Linked DNA regions of Homo sapiens: region 1 is linked to region 2. A link is an interaction called in ENCODE POLR2A ChIA-PET data of the cell type or tissue named here. Cell type or tissue: A673. All regions are shown on one strand.

Region 1 (4,000 bases), 170 kb before region 2:
CTAACAGCGGATATCTCTGCAGAAATCCTACAAGTCAGAAGAGAGTGGGGGCCAATATTCAACATTCTTAAAGAAAATAATGTTCAACCCAGAATTTCATATCCAGCCTAACTAAGCTTCATAAGCGAAAAAGAAATAAAATCCTTTCCAGACAAGCAAATGCTGAGAGATTTTGTCATCACCAGGCCTGCCTTACAAGAGCTCCTGAAGGAAGCACTAGATATGAAAGGATAAACCAGTACCAGCCACTGCAAAAACACACCAAATTGTAAAGACCATCTACACTATGAAGAAACTGCAACAACTAACGGGCAAAATTACCAGCTAGCATCATAATGACAGGATCAAATTCACACATAACAATATTAACTTAAATGTAAACTGGCCAATTAAAAGACACAGGCTGGCAAATTGGATAAAGGGTCAAGACCCATTGGTGTGCTGTATTCAGTAGACCCATCTCACATGCAAAGACGCACATAGGCTCAACATAAAGGAATGGAGGAATATTTCCCAAGAAAATGGAAAGCAAAAAAAAGCAGGGGTTGCAATGATAGTCTCTGATAAAACAGACTTTAAACCAATAAAATTCAAAAAGACAAAGAATGGCAACACATAATGGTAAAGGGATCAATGCAACAAGAAGAGCAAACTATCCTAAATATATATGCACCCAATACGGGAGCACCCAGATTCATAAAGCAACCTTGAAAAAGGTTAGAGGAATTGCTAACTAGAATAACCAGTTTAAAGAAGAACATAAATGACCTGATGGAGCTGAAAAACACAGCACGAGAACTTCGTTCATACACAAATATCAATAGCCAGAATAATAAAGAAGAAAAGAGAGAAGAATCAAATAGACACAATAAAAAAATAATAAAGGGGATATCATCACTGATCCCACAGAAATACAAACTACCATCAGAGAATACTATAAACTTAGAGACTGAGACTCCCACACAGTAATAGTGGGAGGCTTTAACACCCCACTGTCAACATTAGATCAAAGAGACAAAAGGTTAATAAGGATATTCAGGACTTGAACTCAGCTCTGGACCAGGTGGACCTAATAGACATCTACAGAACTCTATGCCCCAAATCAAGAGAATACACATTCTTCTCAGAAACGTATCACACTTATTCTAAAATTGACCACACCATTGGAACTAAAACATTCCTCACCACACACAAAAGAACAGAAATCATAACAGTCTCTCAGACCACAGTACAATCAAATTAGAACTCAGGATTAAGAAACTCACACAAAACCACACAACTACATGGAAACTGAACAATCTGCTCCTGAATGATTACTGGGTAAAATACAAAATTAAAGCACAAATAAATAATTTCTTTGAAACCAATGAGAACAAGACACAACATACCAGAATCTCTGGGACACAGCTAAAGCAGTGTTTACAGGGAAATTTACAGCACTAAATGCCCACAGGTGAAAGTCGGAAAGATTGAAAATCGACACTATAACATCACAATTAAAAAGGCTAGAGAAGTAAGAGCAAACAAATTCAAAAGCTAGCAGAAAACAAGAAATAACTAATATCAGACCGGAACTGAAAGAGATAGAGATACGAAAACCCCTTCAAAAAATCAATGAATCCAAGAGCTGGTGTTTTGAAAAGATTATCAAAAAAGATAGACTGCTAGCCAGACTAATAAAGAAGAAAAGAGAGAAGAATCAAATAGACACCATAAAAAATAATAAAGGGGATATCATCACTGATCCCACAGAAATACAAGCTACCATCAGAGAATACTATAAACACCTCTATGCAAATAAACTAGAAAATCTAGAATAAATGGATAAATACCTGTACATATACACCCTGCCAAGAACAAACCAGGAAGAAGTCGAATCCCTGAACAGAAGAGTAACAATTTCTGAAACTGAGGCAGTAATCAATAGCCTACAAAAAAAAAAAAAAAAAAAAACCCAGGACCAGATGGATTCACAGCCAAATTCTACCAAAGAGGAGCTGGTACCTTTACTTCTGAAACTATTCCAAACAATAGAGAAAGAGGGACTCCTCCTTAACTCATTTTATGAGGCTAGCATCATCCTGATACCGAAACCTGGAAGAGACACAGCAAAAAAAGACAATTTCAGGCCAATATCTCTGATGAACATCAACGCGAAAATCCTCAATGAAATACTGGCAAACCGAATCCAGCAGCACATCAAAAAACTTATCCACCATGATCAAGTCGGCTTCATCCCTGGGATGCAAGGCTGGTTCAACATATGCAAATCAATAAACGTAATCCATCACATAAACAGAACCAATGACAAAAAAACACACAATTATCTCAATAGATGCAGAAAAAACCTTCGATAAAATTCAACACTCCTTCATGCTAAAAACTCTCAATAAACTAGGTATTGATGGAACGTATCTCAAAATAATAAGAGCTATTTATGACAAACCCATAGCCAATATCATACTGAATGAGCAAAAGCTAGAAGCATTCCCTTTGAAAACTGGCACAAGACAAGGATGCCCTCTCTCACCACTCCTATTCAACATAGTATTGGAAGTTCTGGTCAGAGCAATCAGGCAAGAGAAAGAAATAAAGGTCATTCAATTAGGAAAAGAGGAAGTCAAATTGTCCCTGTTTGCAGATGACAGGACTGTATATTCAGAGAACACCAAATACACAACTTCAGCAAAGTCTCAGGATACACAATAAATGTGCATTCCTATACACCAAAAATAGACAAACAGAGACCCAAATCATGAGTGAACTCCCATTCACAATTGCTACAAAGAGAATAAAATACCTAGGATTACAACTTTCAAGGGATTTGAAGGACCTTTTCAAGGAGAACTACAAACCACTGCTCAAGAAAATAAAAGAGAACACAAACAAATGGAAAAACTTTCCATGATCATGGATACGAAGAATTAATATCATGAAAATGGCCATACTACCCAAAGTAATTTATACATTCAATGCTATTCCCATCAAGCTACCATTGACTTTCTTCACAAAATTAGAAAAAAAACTACTTTAAATTTCATATGGAATCAAAAAGGAGCCCATACAGCCAAGACAATACTAAGCAAAAAGAACAAAGCTGGAGGCATCATGTTACCTGACTTCAAACTATACTACAAGACTACAGTAACCAAAACAGCATGGTACTGGTACCGAAACAGATATATAGACCAATAGAACAGAACAGAACAGAACAGAGGTCTCAGAAATAACACCACACATCTACAACAATCTGATCTTTGACAAACCTGACAAAAACAAGCAGTGGGGAAAGGATTCCCTATTCAATAAATGGTGTTTGGAAAACTGGCTAGCCATATGCAGAAAACTGAAGCTGGGCCCCTTCCTTATACCTTATACAAAAATTAACAAAAGATGGATTAAAGGCTAAACGTAAAACCTTAAACCATAAAAACCCTAGAAGAAAACCTAGGCAATACCATTCAGGACATAGGCATGGTCAAAGGCTTCATTACTAAAACACCAAAAGCAATGGCAACAAAAGCCAAAATTGACAAATGGGATCTGACTGAACTAATGAGCTTCTGCACAGCAAAAGAAACTATCATCAAGAGTGAACCAGCAACCTACAGAATGGGAGAAAAGTTTTGAAATCTATCCATCTGACAAATGGCTTATATCCAGAATCTACAAGGAACTTAAACAAATTTACAAGAAAAAAACAAATAACCCCATCAAAAAGTGGGCAAAGGATATGAACAGTCACTTCTCAAAAGAAGACATTTATGCAGCCAACAAATGTATGAAGAAAAGTTCATCATCACTGGTCATTAGAGAAATGCAAATCAAAACCACAATGAGAGACCATCTCATGCCAGTTAGAATGGCGATCATTAAAAAGTCAGGAAACAACAGATGCTGGAGAGGATGTGGAGAAATAGGTACGCTTTTACACGGTAGGTGGGAGTGTAAACTAGTTCAAACATTGCGGAAGACAGTGTGGCGATTCCTCAAGGATCCA
Region 2 (4,000 bases):
AGGTAAAGTGAAATAAGGCAGGCACAGAAAGACAAATACTGCATTATCTTATTTGTATGTGGAATCCAAAAGAGTTGAATGCATATAGGTAGTGAGTAGAATGATGGTTACCTGAGACTTGGAGTGGTTACTAGGACTGGGTGTTGGGGGAATTTTTTCAAAGGATACAAAATTTCAACTAGATAGGGAGAATAAGTTTAAGAGATCTATTATATAAAGTGGTTAATATAGCTTTAATGTTTTGAAAATTGTTAAAACAGTAGATTTTCAGTGTTCTCACCAAAAAAATAAGTAGGATATATATATACATTTTATATATATATATATATATATATATATATATATATATATATATATGCATGCTTAATTGAGCCATTCCACTATGTACACATATTTCAAGAGTTCATATTGTATACTATAAATATATTCAATTTTTATTTGTCAATGAAAAAACAAAAACTTCATAAATTTATGAGCTGCTATGGAGGTAAAGGTCTTAGAAAATTTTTAAAAAAGAGATTGGGTAAAATTTTCTTGCTCTAGCTGCAAGAGCATGGCTTTAGGTGTAAAGAGCTGGGAGAAGTACTCTCAATTAGTGAAGAGAAAATGTGAGGTAACTAATGTTTATTTCCATCTTTTACTAAATACTTTAAACAAGGATACACTTCCAATTACATAACAGCTAAACTTGTTATTTACATAATAAATTTTTAAAAACGTAAAAATTTACATTATTACATAATAGCTAAATAGATAATAGCTAAATTTTTTGTACCAAAATGTGTTTTATAATTCACCTTTTGAGGAACTTTATTCTTATCTATATCCAGGATACACTGTGAGGTATCCTCAAAAATAAGTTTTTAAAAATTATTATTATTATTATTATTATTATTTGAGACAGAGTCTCGCTCTGTGGCTCAGGCTGGAGTGCCATGGCGGGATCTCAGCTCACTGCAACCTCCGCCTCCCAGGTTCAAGCGATTCTCCTGCCTCAGCCTTCCAAGTAGCTGAGACTACAGGTGCCCACCACCTCGCCTGGCTAATCTTTGTGTTTTTAGTAGAGACGGGGTTTCTCCATATTGGCCAGGCTGGTGTCAAGCTCCTGACTTTGTGATCCACCTGCCTCAGCCTCCCAAAGTGCTGGGATTACAGGCTTGAGCCACGGCGCCTGGCCTAAAAATTATTTTTTAAAAAACTGCAGCTAATTTAACATCCTTACTCTTTATTCTCATTATATTTTCCTCTTTCTCTATCACAAATTATTACATATATTGACACAATGTTAAATTTTTTTCTTCTCCTTTCTTAACTTAGTGCCTTTTTGTAAAGACAAATTGAAGTTGGAGAGAGAGTAGGACTCTTCAGATTAGATAACAGTATTACAGTATTCACACAACTTAGGTTTAGATACCTTTTATTACACATAAACTGTTATGCTTGTATTTTTGATTAATTTTAAAATGTGGTAAAAAGTAGGAAAAATCACTGATAATCTTTACATATTCAAGATATTTAAGATTGAAAATATTTAGAAGAATAAATTTTGTTTTCAAAGAGATTAAATAAGCCTAAAATAATATATTTTACAGAATTTTTGAGGAATTATATTTATATTTGTAAAAGATTTTAATAGTAAGCTATAGTTAGATAATATATTTCGACAGTAAAGCCACTTTCAAAGAATATCTCAGAGACGCTGGCGTAATTTAAATAGTAACTAAAAGGGCTATGTATTACTTTTCTATGGCTGCTCTAACAATTTATCACAAACTCAGTGACTTAAACAATGCACATTTTTTCTCCTACAGTTTTGAAGGTTAGAAGTCTGAAATCAGCTTCACTGGGGGGAAATCAAAATGTAGGCAGAACCACACTTTCCCTAGAGGGTTTAGGGGATAAAAGACTTTGCCTTTGCAGCTTCTAGAGCTGCATTCCTTGCATTCCTTAGCTAGAGACTCCTTCCTTTGTCTTCAAAGCCAGCAAAATAGCATCTTGCTTCACTGGTAACACACTGTCTTCTGTCTCAAATCTGCCTCTGCCTTCTTCTTATAAGGACACTTATAATTTCATTCAGGGCCCACCCAGATAATTCGGAATAATCTCACCAACTCAAGATCCTTTAATTAATCACATCTGCAAGGTCTCAGTTACCTTATAAGGTAACATGCACGGATTCCAGGGATTAGGACCTGGATATCTTTGGAGTCATTATTTGTCCTACCACAAGCTAAAATCAATTTCTGAAATTCATGTAAAATCTGTTGAAGGCACAGCACATCTCTGAATATAAATGGTTATTTTAATAGTCTTCTAAAATTTTCTTTTAAACACCAATAATTGCAATCTGCTTATTTTTCATGTAGAAAAATATTTTTTTCTCCTAAAATTTGCATTTGAATGATACCTTTTTTTTTGAGAGAGAGGGGCGAGTCTTACTCTGTCACCTGAGCTGGAGATCAGTGGCTCCATCTTGGCTCCCTGCAACTTCCGCCTACATGGTTCAAGTGATTCTCCTGCCTCAGACCCCCACATAGCTGGGATTACAGGCACGTGCCACCACACCCGGCTAATTTTTGTATTTTTAGTAGAGATAGGGTTTCACTCTGTTGGCCAGGCTGGTCTTGAACTCCTGACTTCAGGTAATTCACCAGCCTCAGCCTCCCAAAGTGCTGGGATTACAGGTGTGAACCACCACGCCCAGCCTGAAAGGTACTTTTACACATGTTAAAATCCACAGCTAATTACTCTGTAAATATTTAATATTAAATTGTGACTACCAATTTTAAAAACAAGATAGAAAAAGTTGAAATCATGCATCACATACAAGAAATGAATCCTTACTCTCACAGCCCTTCCACAACTGATGTCAGACTCTTACGTTAGTTTCTTTTTTCTTCCCCTTGATAATTTTCTCTAATCTCCTTTACTATTTAAATTTTCTCAAAACCCACTTCACTCTAATGCCATTATTCCTGTAGATGTTTGTCCTCTGACTACCTCTCCATTATTACTTCCTTTCCTACTTTTTTCATACCTTGCTTTATCCTCATGGAAAACATGTAAATCATTTCAACAAACACTGATTGGGCCCTAACTTTATGCAACTGCCTATCCTAGGGACTTCTTAGGCATAGTAAGGAATAAGAAGTAGCCCTTAAAAGGCTCATGCTATCTCAGAAAGGGAATAAGACAGGTGGAGTCAAAGACTAGAGCAAGCTCTATATAATGCAGGCAAACTCTGGAAGATGTATGATCCTATTGGGAGGATTATGCTTAATTTCAATGTTCATAATCAAATAATTTGTCAGGAGTGGGAATGGAGAGAAATAAAACACAGTAACACCAAGCGTCACTATTCTTTGCATGAACCCTGCCCACCATCTGCTCATCAATATGCTTCTGCCTACAGAAGAAAAGTTAACACTTTTGTAGAAGAATACGAGCTCTTTCAAATTATCAGACTCAGAGAGGCATTAAAGTAAGACAATAATCACATCCTACTCCCCCCTTTTGAGCCATTTATTCAACTATTAAAACTGCTTGGTAGCTATGAAGTAGCTATGAATTAACCTAATAATGTGGCACTGGACACTATATCCCATACCCTATAGCTTAACAATGTATAGCCAATCACTAATCAATGTTATTTTTGTAAACCAGTGAGAATTCCTGACAAACAACTTTGTATCAGCCAACTCCCTGTGCCTCTTCTTTGCCTTTAGAAATCTGCTCGTAACAAAGGCCCAATGGAGCTCCTATCCTAGGTTACTTGGCTCTGAGTTTTCCCAGCAGCTGCCCTTACTTTGTCTGAAATAAAGTCTTTCAATCATATTTTGTCCTTCACTCTCCTTCTTTTAGGGTGACATATCTGGTGCTGTGAGCAGAATTCAGACACCTCTGACCATCTGACATTCCTCCTTGACTCAGCATTTGGTCAGCTCTGAACCTCTTGATTTATTTTGACTCTTTGAGAAAGTATTGAATGTGAAGTGTTGAG

Evidence for each region. Peaks named below come from ENCODE experiments on the same cell type or tissue, not always from the same donor. Only the 100,000 strongest peaks of a DNase experiment are listed, where the experiment ranks them.
Region 1: POLR2A ChIA-PET joins it to region 2 with 8 read pairs; 3 of 35 experiments call an interaction of 5 or more read pairs at or near these places.

The regions. Positions count from the first base shown.
Region 1 is chrX:63,332,828-63,336,827 of GRCh38, forward strand. The region is part of intron 1 of SPIN4-AS1 (SPIN4 antisense RNA 1); the gene reads left to right. Among named protein-coding and RNA genes, the nearest start is that of SPIN4, 17 kb to the right of the region's middle. In A673, no CTCF peak of the experiment used is centred here; no DNase peak of the experiment used is centred here.
Region 2 is chrX:63,501,824-63,505,823 of GRCh38, forward strand. The region is part of intron 2 of LINC01278 (long intergenic non-protein coding RNA 1278); the gene reads right to left. Among named protein-coding and RNA genes, the nearest start is that of LINC01278, 57 kb to the right of the region's middle. RefSeq lists enhancers at 2,067-2,567, 2,568-3,068. In A673, no CTCF peak of the experiment used is centred here; a DNase peak (open chromatin) is centred at 1,908.